Regions from separate parts of the Homo sapiens genome. Here region 2 is linked to region 1. A link is a loop called in an ENCODE intact Hi-C map of the cell type or tissue named here. Cell type or tissue: adrenal gland. All regions are shown on one strand. Links, peaks and the distances in the headings refer to the core of each region. The heading gives the core; the rest is flanking DNA.

Region 1 (7,731 bases), core at 1,062-6,061:
GACTAAATAAAGGTATCAGGAAGAAACTTATAATGATTTTGCTGTCAAAAAATAGAACAGGCTGCCATGTGACAAGTAGGCACATTCAGCAGAGGCAAGATGCCTGTTGGTGAGACAGGCTGTGGAGGAAGTCCTCACCAGGGCCGCACTGATTTCAGAGGGAAGATTGGACCACAAGACCCTCAAGTGCCTTGTAACTCTAAGCATCTATGAGTGTATGAAGAATAAGCTGGGAATTTGGAATTATAATAATCTCTTTATGTAAGGAATTGGATTGAGGAAGGGTGAATCATAGCCTTGCATCTACAAACAGAGGGGTGATGGTCTGCCCAGATTACAGCCAAGGGAGAGCTGCAGAATGTGTCAGCATTTCCAGCTTGCTTCGTGGGAGAGGGTGCCTGAGTAGCAGATGTGAACATTTTGGTTTCTGTGGTTGGTATTTTCCTATAGTGGAGAAGAGTGACTCATGAGGTCCACACAGCCAGATGAAAATCACCCTAGAGAGGCAGCTCAGAATAGTGGAAAGTTACTCCATGGACTGTTGTCTTCAGTGCTTGCAGGTAAAGAAACTGAAGCTCAGAGAGACTAAGCAAGTAGGCTGGAGCCACCCAGCTGAGAAGTGGTGGAGCTGGGATTCAAAGCCAGGGCTATCTAGCTTCAAATTCCATGTTTACTCTGCTACATGGTAAATTTAAGAAATCCTTTAGGAAAAACTCAGAGGGGTGTAGATGATCAAAGAAGTGAGACTATATTTCTTTTCTTTTCTTTTTTTACTTTAAGTTCTTCAAGTTCTGGGATACATGTGCAGAATGTGCATGTTTGCTACATAGGTATACATGTGCCATGGTGGTTTGCTGCACCTATCAACTCATGATCTAGGTCTTCAGCCCCGCATGCATTAGGTACTTGTACTAATGTTCTCCCTCCCTTGCCCCCCAACCCCTGACAGGCCCTGGTGTGTGATGTTCCCCTCCCTGTGTCCAAGTGTTCTCATTGTTCAACTCCCACTTATGAGTGAGAACATGCGGTGTTTGGTTTTCTGTTCCTGTGTTAGTTTGCTGAGAATGATGGCTTCTAGCTTCATCCATGCTCCTGCAAAGGACATGAACTCATCATAAGAATGTATTTCTAAGGATACAGATTGGCTACTGTAACAAAGACAGCCAAGAAATACCAAAACCAGAGAATTAAACAAGATAGAAATATTTTTTCCTCATACTTAATGGTCTGAGCACAGGGAGTCCAGGGCTTATATGACAGGTCCATTTTGTTGGGGCCCAGGTTCCATCTAACTCTCGGCTCTGCTGTCTCATGTTGTTGCCTTTATCTGCATGGCTAAAGACTGTATAGCTCCCCAACACACCACCTTGGTCTGTATTTCATCTAGTGGAAAGAGGGAGAAGGAGAGGGAAGACGTACTTCCTTCTCTTAGGTGTGACGCAGTTGTTGTACACCTTGCTTCTGGTCACAGCTCCTTGGACACTGAGTTATGATGGAAGCTGGGAAACGCCTTCATTCCAAGGAGCTATATGACTAGCAAAACTCAAAGATTCTATTTCTAAAAGGTGAAAGGGAAAATAGATATTGACAGGCAATCAGCAGCCTCTGGCACATTAAATTATATCTATTAGAAGAACAAGAAAAAAGAAAAATAAAGGGACTTTTAGACTATTCTAAAGGAAAGGGAAGGAGGGCTCTCCAGGTCTAGGAAACAGCTTGGGAAAAGGCAGAAGAAACAGGCTCCTTTTAGAGAAGTGTTTGCAGCCAAGTTTGGTTTAAGAGTTTAGGAGTGCAAGGAAACTCTAAGAAACAAGACTAGAAATTTTTGTCACAGACATTCAATACAAAGTGAGGAATTTGTACTAACCTCAGTCAGCAAGAGAAAGTGATTGCAGGTTTGTAAGCAGAAAATATTATGATGAGGGTTGTACTTTACAGAGATTGTCCTAGCAGTTGTATGCACAGTGGGCTGGAGTAAGGCAAGATAGAAAGCTGGGTGGGATTGTGGAAAAACACTGGAGCGGGGTCAGGAGGTCTGGCTGCAAAAACCCAGTGCTTCCCTAATGACTACTGCATAGTGGTTAAGAGTCAGGCTCCAGAGCTGCAGTCCCTGCATTCACATCTCATCTCACCACTTAGCAGCCATTCCTGAAAACAGGAAGATCTTCAGAGAGTGCTCAGCATCTTGGGCACATAGCAAGTTCTGCCTTGACTGTTACCTTGAATAAGCCTTCTCTCCAGGCTAACTGCTTTCTGAGTTCAGTGTAAAAACTCGATGAGTTGATTTCTAAAGACACCTTCAGCTCTAAAATTTTCTGATCCCCTGAATCTGAGTATGATACAAATGTTTAACACTGCCTAAAGAGACCTGAAAATCACATTTTAGAATATTTTTCTTTCCAGTAGACAACATATTAATTTTGTTAAACTCACCTTGGCTCTCCCAGAGCAAATTATAATGATTTGTTGGTTAGAGAAAAGAATTATATGCAAATCACATTTTACTTAATGCCAAAAAAAAAGCTAGTAGCCCAGGGCATTTGAAGCCACACTGCTGCTTAGGGTACCTGCTTCTCTCTCCTGTCTTAGAAGAGGAATGGGGACTCCAGGCAACTTGCTAATCTTCTTAATCAAATTGGGAGTAGGTTTTTTACCGTGGTCTTTTGGCGAAGCCACTAAAGAGATCCCGAGGTCCAAGTATGCCTCCTAGATATAACTTCTACTTCTTGGGGGCATTTCTGGGGACTCTTGGCTCCCAAGTTCCAGAGAAGATGGTTGTGCAGAGAGGCTATTCTCTTATAGCTCAAAGGGTTGGATACACAGGACAAGATCAGCCAGTCTGATATTGCTTAGTCCATATCATGGATTATGTGCCTCCTGAATTCATATGTTGAAATCCTACCCCCAATACCCCAGAATGTGACCTCAGTTAGAGAAAGAACCTTTATAGGGTTAATCAGGTTACAATGAAACCATTAAGGTAGACCTTAATTACAATGTGACTGATGTCTTTATAAAAAAAGAAAATTTGGAAACAAACACACACACACAGGAAGAACATCATGTGAAGATGAAGGCAGAGATCAAAGTAATGTTTCTGTAAGCCAACGAATGCCAAAAATTGCCAGCAAAGCACCAGAGGCTAGAGGAGAGTCATGGAACAGATTCTCTCTTTGACATCCCTCAGAAGGAAGTGACCCTGCCAACACCTTGATCTTGGGCTTGTAGCCTCAAGAACTGTGAGACAATACACTTCTGTTATGTAAGCCACCAGCTTGTTACAGTAGTCCTAGCAATCGAATGCAGCCCAGCTCAACAGAAGACGAAATGACCAGCACCTTAAGTGCCTGGCACATATTAAGTGTTTGAGAAATATTTGCTGGATGAAGGAATGAATGAATGAACGTATGGTTTTGCATGAATGAATGACTTCTCCCGTCACCTCCTCTCTTGAGGCACACTCCCTCTGTGGCAAGCTGTGCTGATGGCACCCTTGCTGGAGAAGAGGGAGGGAAGAAAGGTCACGAGAGCAGATAGAAGCAGCTGCCAGCAATAACCCACAATTCCTAGAAACTCTCCCCAGACCATGGGTACCTGGGGCCTTGGCCCGGCCTGCTACAATAAGGGAAATTCACATAAAGGGTTAAAAACCTACCAGTGACTGTTATTTATTCTTTGTGCGAAGGACATATTCAAGTCTATAAATTTGCTTAGTTTTTAAAAATCAGCAAAATATTTTAAAATGTGTTTGGATGAATTGGGGCCCAAAGGTAACCTCTGGTGTGTATTTTCAGAGCAGTTTTCCACTTCAGCTTGAAAGACATTTGAGTTTCTGGGAAAATATATTCCATATGTTTCTGGGCCATTTATCCTGGAAACCTTGGGAAGACTTGCTTTGTCAGCACCTAGGGAGGGAGAAGAAATGCAGGAGACTCACAACCCATTCCCTTTCTGAGTAAGTACATTTCCTTTTGCTAGCTTCACCCTCAAAATCCTTCCATTCAATCCTAACCTCAGTTTCCCCATCTGCTGGAAGAACTCATCATGGATCTTTGTGATCGTTTCTGTTTAAGGGCACAGCCCCATCTCTTAACTCTCAGACGTGCTTTGAATGAGCTCACACTGAGGCTAGAGGGACCCAGTCCCCGGCCGGGCTCTCATTTCCTAAACAGCAGAGCTTCCTTCTCACACCCCACTTCCCTGATGTATCTCTTTATGAAAGGCAGTAAAATAATTTCTTTTAGTGTTTGGGGTATAAATAAAATAAAGTAAAACACAAGCATGTAAAGAATTGGTTGAGATAAGGACCAGCTTCATGTTATTAGGAACAAAATGTCCCATGCAGATCAGAATAAGAGAGTTTCATAATAAATACTTGCATGTCTCCTGTTCAGAGAAATGTGAAGCTCTATTCCAGGAAAGCTTCAGAATATATGAACCACATGGGACTGAGCCCCTTCCATTCAGTGTCTCTTAATGACCAGCCTCTTTACTTGGGATTTGTTTGATTCAGCTTGTTTATTGCTTTATGTATGTAGGTAACTTCATAAACTCCCAAAAAGCCCATAATTGATTTCAAACAGCAAAAAGAAAGTTACATGATAATTTTGCCCTTGGCTTGAAAACATTTTATTGGTAGACGATATAAGAGGGAGGGAAAGAAACAGCTTAGGTTAGAGACGGAAAACCTATCAATCTTGGGACAAGTTAAAGAGCTTCAAGAAATAAATTGTAGAGCTGGCTGACTCAGCCATAGTAGCAATGCTATAAATCACTTGCAGACAAGGGGCATCACAGTGCCCCTTCATGAGGTGCAGTCTTAGGTCTTCTGAGTCTTAGCTCCTACATCACTCAACCTGAACCACAAATTCCCCACCTGAGAAGTTAAATCACAGTAAACTTCTGTTCTGATTCACAGAGGGGAAGAGTAATTTGAGTTAATAAAAGTTCTGAAATGCATTTTTTTAACCTCACATGCCTTGTATTGAATTAATTCCCATTCCTCGTTTCACGATGCATTATTTTAATTTGTCTTTGGGAAGTCTATTCCATTCTTTCCCTTCCTTCCACTTTTCTTTCTTCCTTATGTGTTTCCTCCTATCTCCCTTCCACACTCACATTGTCCTTCCCTACCACCATCCATCCTAACATGTTTAATATATATTTTTGCATGTATGTGTGTTTGCAAAATGAATAATTTTTGTGCATATGCATTTTAACTTTTACATATTGTATTATGTTATATATTTCATGATATACAACCTCAACACTTACCCACCACTGTCCCAATTATGGAGACAGATTGCCTTCAGCAACCCAGTCCACAAATAATACCACCATGAACATTTATTCATTGATTCCACAAATATTTAGGAGAGCACCTGCTATGTTCCAGGTGTGGTTCTAGATACTTAAAATGCATCATAAAACAAAACAGATAATAATTCCTCTACTTTTGGAGTTGACAGTTTAGCAGAGGGAGATAGAAAATAAGCAAAAATGACTAAAATAAGTAAATTACATAATATGTTAGAAGATGATAAATGTGATGCAGAAAAAGAACAAGTAGATCAGAATAAGCAAGACTGGAGGTGTGGGGAGTGGGTGGGCAGCAATTTAAATAGCATTGCCAGGGGAGTCTTTTCAGAATAGATGTGAAGGGGGTGAGAGGAGAGCAATGGTGCAGGTACCTGGGGAGAGGGAGTTCCAGGGAGGGGAACTGCCATTGCAAACACTTAAGGCTAGAATGTGCCTGATGTGTGCAAGGCACAGCAAGCAGCCACGTGACTGGGACACAGGGAGTGAGGGAGAGGGCTGTGCCTTACACCCTCTATCCTCCTTAAAGGACTTCGGTTTTTATTTTAGGTGGGGTATCCTTGGAAGGTTTTGGAGAAAAAAAAAACATGTCATGATCTGATTTATGTTTTAAAAGCATCACTCTGGCCACTGTGTTGAGAAAAGACTGCATTCAAAGCATGAAGAAAAGCAGGGACTCTGGTTGGAAAGATTTTGTAATAAAGCAAGTGAGAGATGATGCTGGGTGAGATCAGGATGCGGGTGGTAAAAATGGTGAGAAGTGGGCAGATTTTGGACAAATTTTATATTTAAAACAGCTAAGGTTTCTCAAAGTTCTGGCTCTACCTAGAGTATAGAAAACCGCAAGAGTACATTGCTCTCCTACTAACAGTGAGAAAAATCTGGATAATCTATAAAATCATAACTTTTCTTAAGCCCCTCAGAGAGCTGAGGTCTCAAGACAACCAAAGAAATTGAATGCCAAAAATCGACAAGACTCTCCTAGGAGAAATGAGATACACAGACTGTTTCATTTTTTTGGCAATGCATAGGGAGAAAAGGTGGCTGCCATAGAAGTGAGTAAGAAGAAAGCCAAAATGTTAACAAATTCCTAAAGACTTAGTGTGGGCTTGTATATGAGGAGCTGTAGACACAAGGGAAGCTCTCTCTCTCTCAAGCTCTTCATGGGCCTCTAACAGGGGCTCATGGAGACTGAAGGCAGGGTAGGAGACCAGAGACAGTACCTCTCAGTGGCCCAGGTTTGTAGGAAGGGATCAAGTGCCATTGGAGAAGAGGTAGCAAGCACTATATATTTCCCCTAACCTTTCTGTCATGCAAAGCTAAAGTCTTATACCACTGGGGAAAATGCAGCAAAAACTTCTCCGAAGAGCTCCTGGGGAGGGGTATAAGGAAAACCCATCTGCCTCTGGGTAAGGGGTATATAAATGCCTCCTTCCTGGCCCTGGCAACCAGGCAAAGATCTACTGCTTCTAGGGGAGGAATAGAAACAAAAACAATCTGCCCCTAGAGAAGGAGCAAGAAAACCTCTTGGCCCCAGGATCTTGTACCAAAACAAGGCAGAGTTCTGCTGCTTCTGGGGAGGGTATAGGAAAAATCTCTCCTACCTAAGGGTACACACCAATAGGAGACAGAGTTTGGGGCCATGGGCAGTAAAGGGAGAGGAAGAAGCCAAGGTGCACTGTTTCTACCTAAGACTGAGGCTGGACTAGAAAAATTGAGAAGGTCCCATCCCCACCCAATCAAGAACCTAGCACCAGGTGAAAAGTGACAGTAGTCTACTGCAAGAAGAGGATCAAGAACAGGGAAAGCAAATCCCTCCATGGAACCACCATGCAAGAACAGTTGAAATCTGAGAGTGGAGCAAAAGCAGAAAAACTTACTCTAGTACCCAAGGCCTCCCACTGAGCAAGAACTAAAGACAGCATCCCACCAGAGGAATCCGAAGTCTGTGGTACACTACAAGTAATGATAGCAGTAACAAAACCCAGACCTATCTCAACTCCCCCACACTAACAGCTTGACAGAAGAAGAGGCATGGCCATTTCTGGGCATGAATACCATTCACTTCAGCCCCTACCATTCTTCAAACACAATGCTTGGCATTCAGTAGAAATTATGAGACATAAACAAGCAAGGGGGGGAAAAGTCCCATCGTTAAGAGATAAAGCAATCAACACAGACAGCTTAGAGATGCTGGGATTATCACAAAGGGACTTAAAAATAACTAGGATTCCTATGTTGAAGGTGCTAATAGAAAAGGTTGACTGCATGAATGAATAGATGGAAATGGACTATTTCAGTCAAGGGAAATGGGATTAGCATTATTCTTTGAATAGTTATAGATCATTTCTTGTGGCTGGAGGCGGGGCCTTCATTCTATCAGCACAAACTGCCTCAATTATCAGAGAAAAATAT
Region 2 (7,731 bases), core at 1,053-6,052, 180 kb after region 1:
TGGATAGTGAATGGGTAGAGACAAATATGTTTTTGCTAAAAACCACAAAAGCTGTTTTACTCTCTTAATGGTAGACAACATGGCAATGAATGACACTTCTCAGATCATGGGAGCCCCCAACACCAGGGAGGCCCTCCCAGACCAGCCCAGAGAAAGAGAATGGAAGCCACCAAGCTGCCACTAGAGGATAGCAATGCTGAACTCACTCCTGTGGCTTTGTGGTGAGGGTGATTCTGTTTGCATGAACAGTTAAATATGGAATCTGGGAGGAGCTTTATATTTACGTTCAGTGCTCTGGGAACAAAATCCAAAAGAAGAGTGAGGGTGTGACTAAGGGCTTTCATGGTCAAAATAAACACCAGCAAGCAGGAATTACCAAATAGTTGAACATTGCCAGCCTCAAACCCTACTCATGTAGACACCATGGTGACCTGAATAAATTTGCATTCCAGCAGCCAATGTAGAGATTGCTTTAAGAGAATGCAGTGGGCGTCTTTAAAAAATCTCAAATTATGAATTCACTTGGTTGGCAAATGTATATTGAGTACCGATGTGTGAAAAGGGAAGAGAGGATATAGCGGCAGGCAAATCAAATTCCAAGTTCAACAAGCCTATTATACATTCTTCAATTGTATTTGAAGAGGGCTGACTGAGGAATGGCAGCAGAGCCAAAGCTCTTCTTCACCTCCCCGCTGGTTCTGTTACAGCTGTAAAGGTGCCTCCCACTACGGCCTGACCAAAGATAGGAAGAGGCGCTCACAAGATGGCTGTCCAGACGGCTGTGCGAGCCTCACAGCCACGGCTCCCTCCCCAGAGGTTTCTGCAGCTGCCACCATCTCCTTAATGACAGACGAGCCTGGCCTAGACAACCCTGCCTACGTGTCCTCGGCAGAGGACGGGCAGCCAGCAATCAGCCCAGTGGACTCTGGCCGGAGCAACCGAACTAGGGGTGAGTCAAATGGGTGGTTGTCCGGGAATGGGCTCCTTGGCTTGCGATTGCCCTCTGTGGAATACTTACTGTGGAAAGTTCTGTAAATGTTTTTTAAGGGGAAATCGTTCTGGTAGTTTTGGCAGGAACCCAATGTCCAATTCGCCAAAGTGAAATGAAACCGCAAGTACCTCCAATCATTAAAACTGTGTGTAATCTGACTTGGTGAAAGGGGCTGAAACTAGACCTAATGATTCATCACTCCTGCAGTGTCAGTAATTTTTCAGCCATGCTGCTCAAGAAAAGTGGTATTGTATTCAGTTCAGCCCAGAAACAAAAAAGAAAAGCAGGATTTTAAGCACGTCGTACATATTTCACTGTAGAAAACTTAAAAAATACAGGTAAGCAAATTCTACAATCCTACCACCCAGAGGTAGTCACTGTTAATGTCTTATTGTGTATATCTTATCAGATATGTACATAAATGATTATTTCTATTAAATCATAACTACTGTTCCTCCTGTCGCTATTCCTCAGCACGGCCCTTTGAGAGATCCACTATTAGAAGCAGATCATTTAAAAAAATAAATCGAGCTTTGAGTGTTCTTCGAAGGACAAAGAGCGGGAGTGCAGTTGCCAACCATGCCGACCAGGGCAGGGAAAATTCTGAAAACACCACTGCCCCTGAAGGTAAATGAACTCCCCATAAGGCTGGATGGACATGGGCTGGGCTTCCAGGGGGACTTCAGGGATGACGCAATCTGATCACCTTCCACCTTCTGTGACCCCTCTCTTCCCAAGGGTATACAATATTTTTTACTTTGATTAGCCTACTTCTCACGTATGTAGCTAAAGGCAGAAAGTATTATCATCTTTTTACATAGATTGAAGAAAAAAGTGTTGAAACCCTCACCTTCAGGCGCTAGTACCATTATGCATATGAGGAAGAATAATTATAATTAATGAGTGAAAAACATTTAAAACAATGACTGGCACATATAATAAATGCAATATATATATTCGCTCTCCTTACTCTTTCAACTACATTTGAGGTGTGGTGCTGAGTGTTTTACATGCATTTCCTCATTTAAGCCTCACAACAACCCTATGAGGTAGCTACTATTATTCCTCTTTTTTTTTTTTTTTTTTTAGACAGAGTTTTGCTTGTCGCCCAGGCTGGAGTGCAACGGCGGCATGATCTCGGCTCACTGCAACCTCTGCCTCCTGGGTTCAAGCAATTCTCCTGTCTCAGCCTCCCAAGTAGGTGGGATTACAGGCACCCACAACCACAACCAGCTATTTTTTGTATTTTTTAGTAGAGACGGGGTTTCTCCATGTTGGTCATGCTAGTCTCGAACTCCTGAACTCAGGTGATCCACCCACCTCGGCCTCTCAAAGTGCTGGGATTACAGGCATGAGCCACCGCACCTGGCGCCACTCCTATTCCTGTTTTACAGATGAGGAAACTGTGGCACAGAGAGGTTACTTAGGTTGCTCAAATTACCTTGCTAAACTTTGAATCCAGGTAACATGGCTGTAGAATTCATGCAAAGGAAGCTATTGAGTCTTAGATCCCATATGTTTTCCCCAATATAAGTGGAGCTGAGGAAATACTGTCCTACTGTCTTTGCATTTTATGTTAGAACTTTAGAGTAGTAGTAACAGCTTTTTTAAAAAATTGAGCTCTTTCTGCATGCACATAGTGTTTTAAGTCATTTAGATGTGACAATAATGTTAAGGGGATAGGACTATCATTCCCATTTTACAGATGAGAAAACGGAGACCCAGAGGGATTAGGTAACTAGCCCAGTCACCCAGCTAAAAAATGGCAGAACCAAGATTTTAAATCAGGTCCTCTGGTTCCAGAGCCTACTCTCTTAGCTCCTGGGTTATACTGCCCTCTACTCTTGGGAGTTGGGAGGCAGAACCCAAACCACTGTATGTATTATGCCCTCAAAATTCATGAGCAGCCTTATCAGACCTTTTCTTGTATACTTATTCATGATTGCCTCTCACCCTGCACGTACATGCTGCATGCTCTAACAGCTCTCAGCTTATTACAGTCCTATAAATGCTGTATATCTTTCTTTCACCTCCCTTCCATTATCCAGCCTGCGCTCCCACTCTCCTTTCAGCTGGCATTCACGTTCCTTCTTCCAGATTTAGTGTAAGACTTTGCCTCCTCCTGGAAACCTCACTCCCTCAGCCCCCTTTTTAGGTGTTTTTGAAGCACCTGTATCAGCGATGATCATGTTTCATGTAACTGTACCTCAAAGTGCAGGGATTATTTTTCTGAATCTTTGTTCTTAAGGCCTAGCACAGTGTCTGGCACATAAGTGTCCACTAAATGTCTGTGCAATGGCTAAATGAAAAGATTAGAACTTCCTTTCCACCAGTCTCTTCCTCTTATTAAAGACTCTTCAATTCCACTCCATGTAAAGTTCTCTACTACTTGGGCCAGACGTGGTGGCTTACTCCTGTAATCCCAGCACTTTGGGAGGCTGAGGCAGCCATATCACCTGAGGGTGGGAGTTTGAGACCAGCCTGGCCAACACAGTGAAACCCCATCTCTACTAAAAATACAAAAATTAGCCAGGGCATGGTGGCGGGCACCTGTAATCCCAGCTACTTGGGAGGCTGAGGCGGGAGAATTGCTTGAACCTGGGAGGCAGAGGCTGCAGTGAGCTGAGATTGTGTCACTGCACTCCAGCCTGGGTGACTCCATCTCAAAAAAAAAAAAAGTTATCTTGAAAAAGATTTATTTGCATATTTATTACAAAAACATTTATAAAACAGATTATTATATGTAAGGCACCGGCCTAGGTGCTGTCATTTTATATAAAGAATATAAAATGTAGTTCTTGGCATCAAGGGGTTTATTCAAGACTAAAATATAATAAAATAAAAGCATACCTCATTTTTATTTTTACAAATTGAAAGCTTGTGGTCACCCTGTAGCCAACAAGTCTGTTTGCTCCATTTTTCCAAAAGCGTGTGCTCACTTCATGTCTCTGTGTCACATTTTGGTAATTCTTGCAGCATCTCAAACTTTTTCATTATTATATCTGTTATGGTGACATGTGATCAGTTATCTTTGGCGTTACTATTGTAATTGTTTTAGCGTGCCACGAGCCATGCCCTTATAGGTCAGTAAATTTAATAATTGTGTGTTCTGACTACTTCACTGGCCATTTCCCCATGTCTCTCTTCTTGGGCCTCCGTATTCCCTGATACATAACAGTATTGAAATTAAGCCAATTAGTAACCCTACAATAGCCTTTGAGTATTCAAGTGAAAGGAAGAGCCACATGTCTCTCACTTTAAATCAAAAACTAGAAATGAACCTTGGTAAGGAAGGCATATTGAAAGCTAAGGTAGGCTGAAAGCTAGGCCTCTCGTGCCAAACAGCCAAGTTATTAATGCAAAGGAAAAGTTCTTGAAGGGAATTAAAAGTGCTACTTCCAGTGAACACATGATTTACAAAGCGAAACAGCCTTATTGCTGATATGGAGAAAGTTTGAGTAACCTGGATAGAAAAACAAAACAGCCACAACATTCCCTTAAACCAAAGCCTAATCCAGAGGAAGGTCCTAACTTTCTTTGATTCTGTGAAGGCTGAGAGAGGTGAAGAAGCTAAAGGAGAAAAGTTGGAAGCTAGCAGAGATTGGTTCATGAGGTTTAAGGAAAGAAGCCATCTCCATAACATAAAAGTGCAAGGCAAAGCAGCAAATGCAGATTGTAGCGAAGCAGCAGATGCTGATTGTAACGAAGCAGCAAATGCTGATTGTAGAAGCTGCAGCAGGTTTTCCAGAAGATCTTGCTAAAATCATTGAAGGTGGCTCCACTAAGCAGATTTTCTTTTTTTTTTGAGACGGAGTCTCGCTCGCTCTGTAGCCCAGGTTGGAGTGCAGTGGCATGATCTCAGCTCACTGCAACCTCTGCCTCCTGGGTTCAAGTGATTCTCTTGTCTCAGCCTCCCAAGTAGCTGGGATTACAGGCGTGCACCACTATGCCTGGCTAATTTTTTGTATTTTTAGTAGAGACAGGGTTTCGCCATGTTGGCCAGGCTGATCTTGAACTCCTGACCGCAGGTCATCCGCCTGCCTCGGCCTCCCAAAGTGCTAGGATTACAGGTGTGAGCCACCGCACTCAGCCAACAGATTTTCAATGTAGATGATACAGCCTTATATTGGGAGAAGATGCCATCTAGGACTTTCTTAACTAGAGAGAAGTCAATGCCTGGCTTCAAAACTTCAAAGGACAGGCTGGCTCTCTTGTTCGGGGCTAATACAGCTGGTGATTTTAAGGTGGGGTCCAGTGCTCATTTATCATTTCAAAAATCCTAGGACCCTTAAGAATTATGCTAAATCTACTCTGCCTGTGCTTTCTCCATGGAACAACAAAGACTGGATGGCAGCACATCTTTTTACAGCATAGTTTACTCAATATTTTAAGCCCACTGTTGAGGCCTATTACTCAGAAAGAAAAGTTCCTTTCAAAATATTGCTACTCATTGATAATGCATCCTAGTTACCCAAGTACTTCGATGGAGACGCAAGAGTAATGATGTTTTCATGCCTGATAACACAATATCCATTCTGCAGCCCGTGGATCAAAGAGTAATTTCTACTTTTAAGTCTCATTATTTAAGAAATAAATTTCGAAAGGCTATAGCTGCCATACATAGTGATTCCTCTGATGGATCTGGGCAAGGAAAATTGAAAACCTTCTGGAAAGGATTCACCCTTCTACATGCCATTAAGAACATTAGTGATTCATGGGAGGAGGTCAAAATATCAACATTAACAGGAGTTTGGAGGAAGTTGATTTTAATTCTCAAGGATGACTTTGAGGGGTTCAAGACTTCAGTGGAGAAAAGTAACTATAGATGTGGTGGAAATAGCAAGAGAACTAGAATTAGAAGTGGAGCTTAAAGATATGACCAAATTCCGGGAGGCTGAGGCAGGAGAATGATGTGAACCTGGGAGGCGGAGCTTGCAGTGAGCCGAGATCGCACCACTGCACTCCAGCCTGGGCAACAGAGCAAGATTCCATCTAAAAAAAAAAAAAAAGATATGACCAAATTGTTGCAATCTCATAATAAAACTTGAATGAGTGTAGAGGCATTTCTTACGGATGAGCAAATAAAGTGGTTTCTTGAGATGGAAACTACTTCTGCTGAAGATGCTGTGAACATTGTTGAAACGACAACAAAGGATTGAGAATATTACATAAACATAGTTGATAAAACAGCAAGGTTAGTAGAGGATTGACTCTAATTTTGAAAGAAGTTCTACTGAAGTTTAAATGCTATCAAACAGCATTGCATTCTACAGAGAATCTGCATAAAAATCTTTCACGAGAGTCAGTTCATGTGGCAAACTTCATTGTTGTCTTATTTTAAGAAATTGCCAAGCCACTCCCAACCTTCAGCAACCACCACTGTGATCAGTCAGCAGCCATCAACATCAAGGCAAGACTCTCTACCAGCAAAAAGATTACAACAAGCTGAAGCCTCAGATGATCGTTAAACAGCATGTTTTAGCAATAAAGTATTTTTAAATTGAGATATGTACATTTTAAAAAACATGCTATTGTACACTTGATAGACTAGAGTACAGTGTAAACATAACTCTTATAACCACAGAGAAACCAAAAGACTCACTTTCTTATAGCAGTCTGGAACCAAACCCACAATATCTCAGAGGTATGCCTGTACTATGAAGAATGAAGTATAAATTAATGACCATAGCAGCCATAGGGGACAGTGTAATCCATGTGACTTGGATGGATGTTGGGATGCTGACTGTGTGTTGGAAAATGCATTCAAGTAGCTTAGCTCAATGCCAGCATATAGTAAACTCTCAGTTAATAATTATTATTATATCCTTTAGTCCTTGAGTGAGGACATAATATTGAACAAATCATTTTCTTTCCAGACCAATACAGAAGATGAGGTGAAGGTCAGATCATAGTGTGTCCTGATTATTATTTAGGAGTCTGTACTTGATTTGGGGGTAGTGAACACACCTGGGAGCTCTTGTATAGAGTTGTTGCAGGATTGGAGCCGTGTTTCCAGAAGACAGAGATAGCAGCCATGTTCAATGAGTAGGCGGGCTGGAGTGGGAGAGATTGGATTTCCTCAGACACACTAGGAAGCTGTAATTCCAGAATGGAGTGAGGTGTTAAGACTCAGCTAGCCTGGTATCAATGTCGTCACAGCATTTGTGAGGCAACAATGCTTTCAAAATGGCCAGAGGGCCTCATTGCTTCAGCAACCTACAGTTAGCTTCCTGGCATGGTTTATCCATCCTTTTAATGTCAGTAAAGGGACTGGCGCCACTGTTTATCAACTGTGTGACCCTGGCTGGGTTGCTTAATGCTCTAAGCTTCAGCATTTCTTCATCTGAAAAGACAGAGATGGGTCTGGGCATGGTGGCTTACACCGGTAATCCTAGCACTTGGAGGCCAAAGTGAGAGGATCTCTTGAGCCCAGGAGTTTGAGACCAGCCTGGGGAACATGGTGAGACTTTGTCTCTACAAAAAATGAAATTAGTGGGACATGGTGGCACACACCTGTACTCCCAGCTTCTTGGTCTGAGATGGGAGGATTGCCTGAGCCCATGAGGTCAAGGCTGCTTTGAGCCAAGATTGTACCACTATACTCCAGCCTGGGTGACAGAGTGAGATCCTGTCCCCCCACCCCCAAAAAAAAAAAAAAAAAAGATTATTATCATCTATTTCATAGGGTTATTGTGAAGACTAAACAAAAAAATGCATTCAAATACCTTAACTCAATGTCA

The links. A loop is a pair of places that touch in the nucleus more often than their neighbours do. Peaks named below come from ENCODE experiments on the same cell type or tissue, not always from the same donor. Only the 100,000 strongest peaks of a DNase experiment are listed, where the experiment ranks them.
Region 2: a loop joins it to region 1, with 2.7 times the contacts of the local background. A loop is called at or near these places in 2 of 110 quality-filtered maps.

Annotation. Positions count from the first base shown.
Region 1 is chr4:53,681,058-53,688,788 of GRCh38, reverse strand. No RefSeq gene overlaps it. Among named protein-coding and RNA genes, the nearest start is that of LNX1-AS2, 92 kb to the right of the region's middle. RefSeq lists enhancers at 311-520, 551-600. In adrenal gland, for the core only: no CTCF peak of the experiment used is centred there; no DNase peak of the experiment used is centred there; H3K27ac peaks cover 885 bases.
Region 2 is chr4:53,501,204-53,508,934 of GRCh38, reverse strand. It overlaps LNX1 (ligand of numb-protein X 1), which reads left to right. Exons shown (of 11, transcript NM_001126328.3): 3 at 708-949; 4 at 1,466-1,618. It overlaps LNX1-AS1 (LNX1 antisense RNA 1), which reads right to left. Exons shown (of 4, transcript NR_046622.1): 3 at 6,959-7,087. Among named protein-coding and RNA genes, the nearest start is that of LNX1-AS1, 5.0 kb to the right of the region's middle. In adrenal gland, for the core only: no CTCF peak of the experiment used is centred there; no DNase peak of the experiment used is centred there.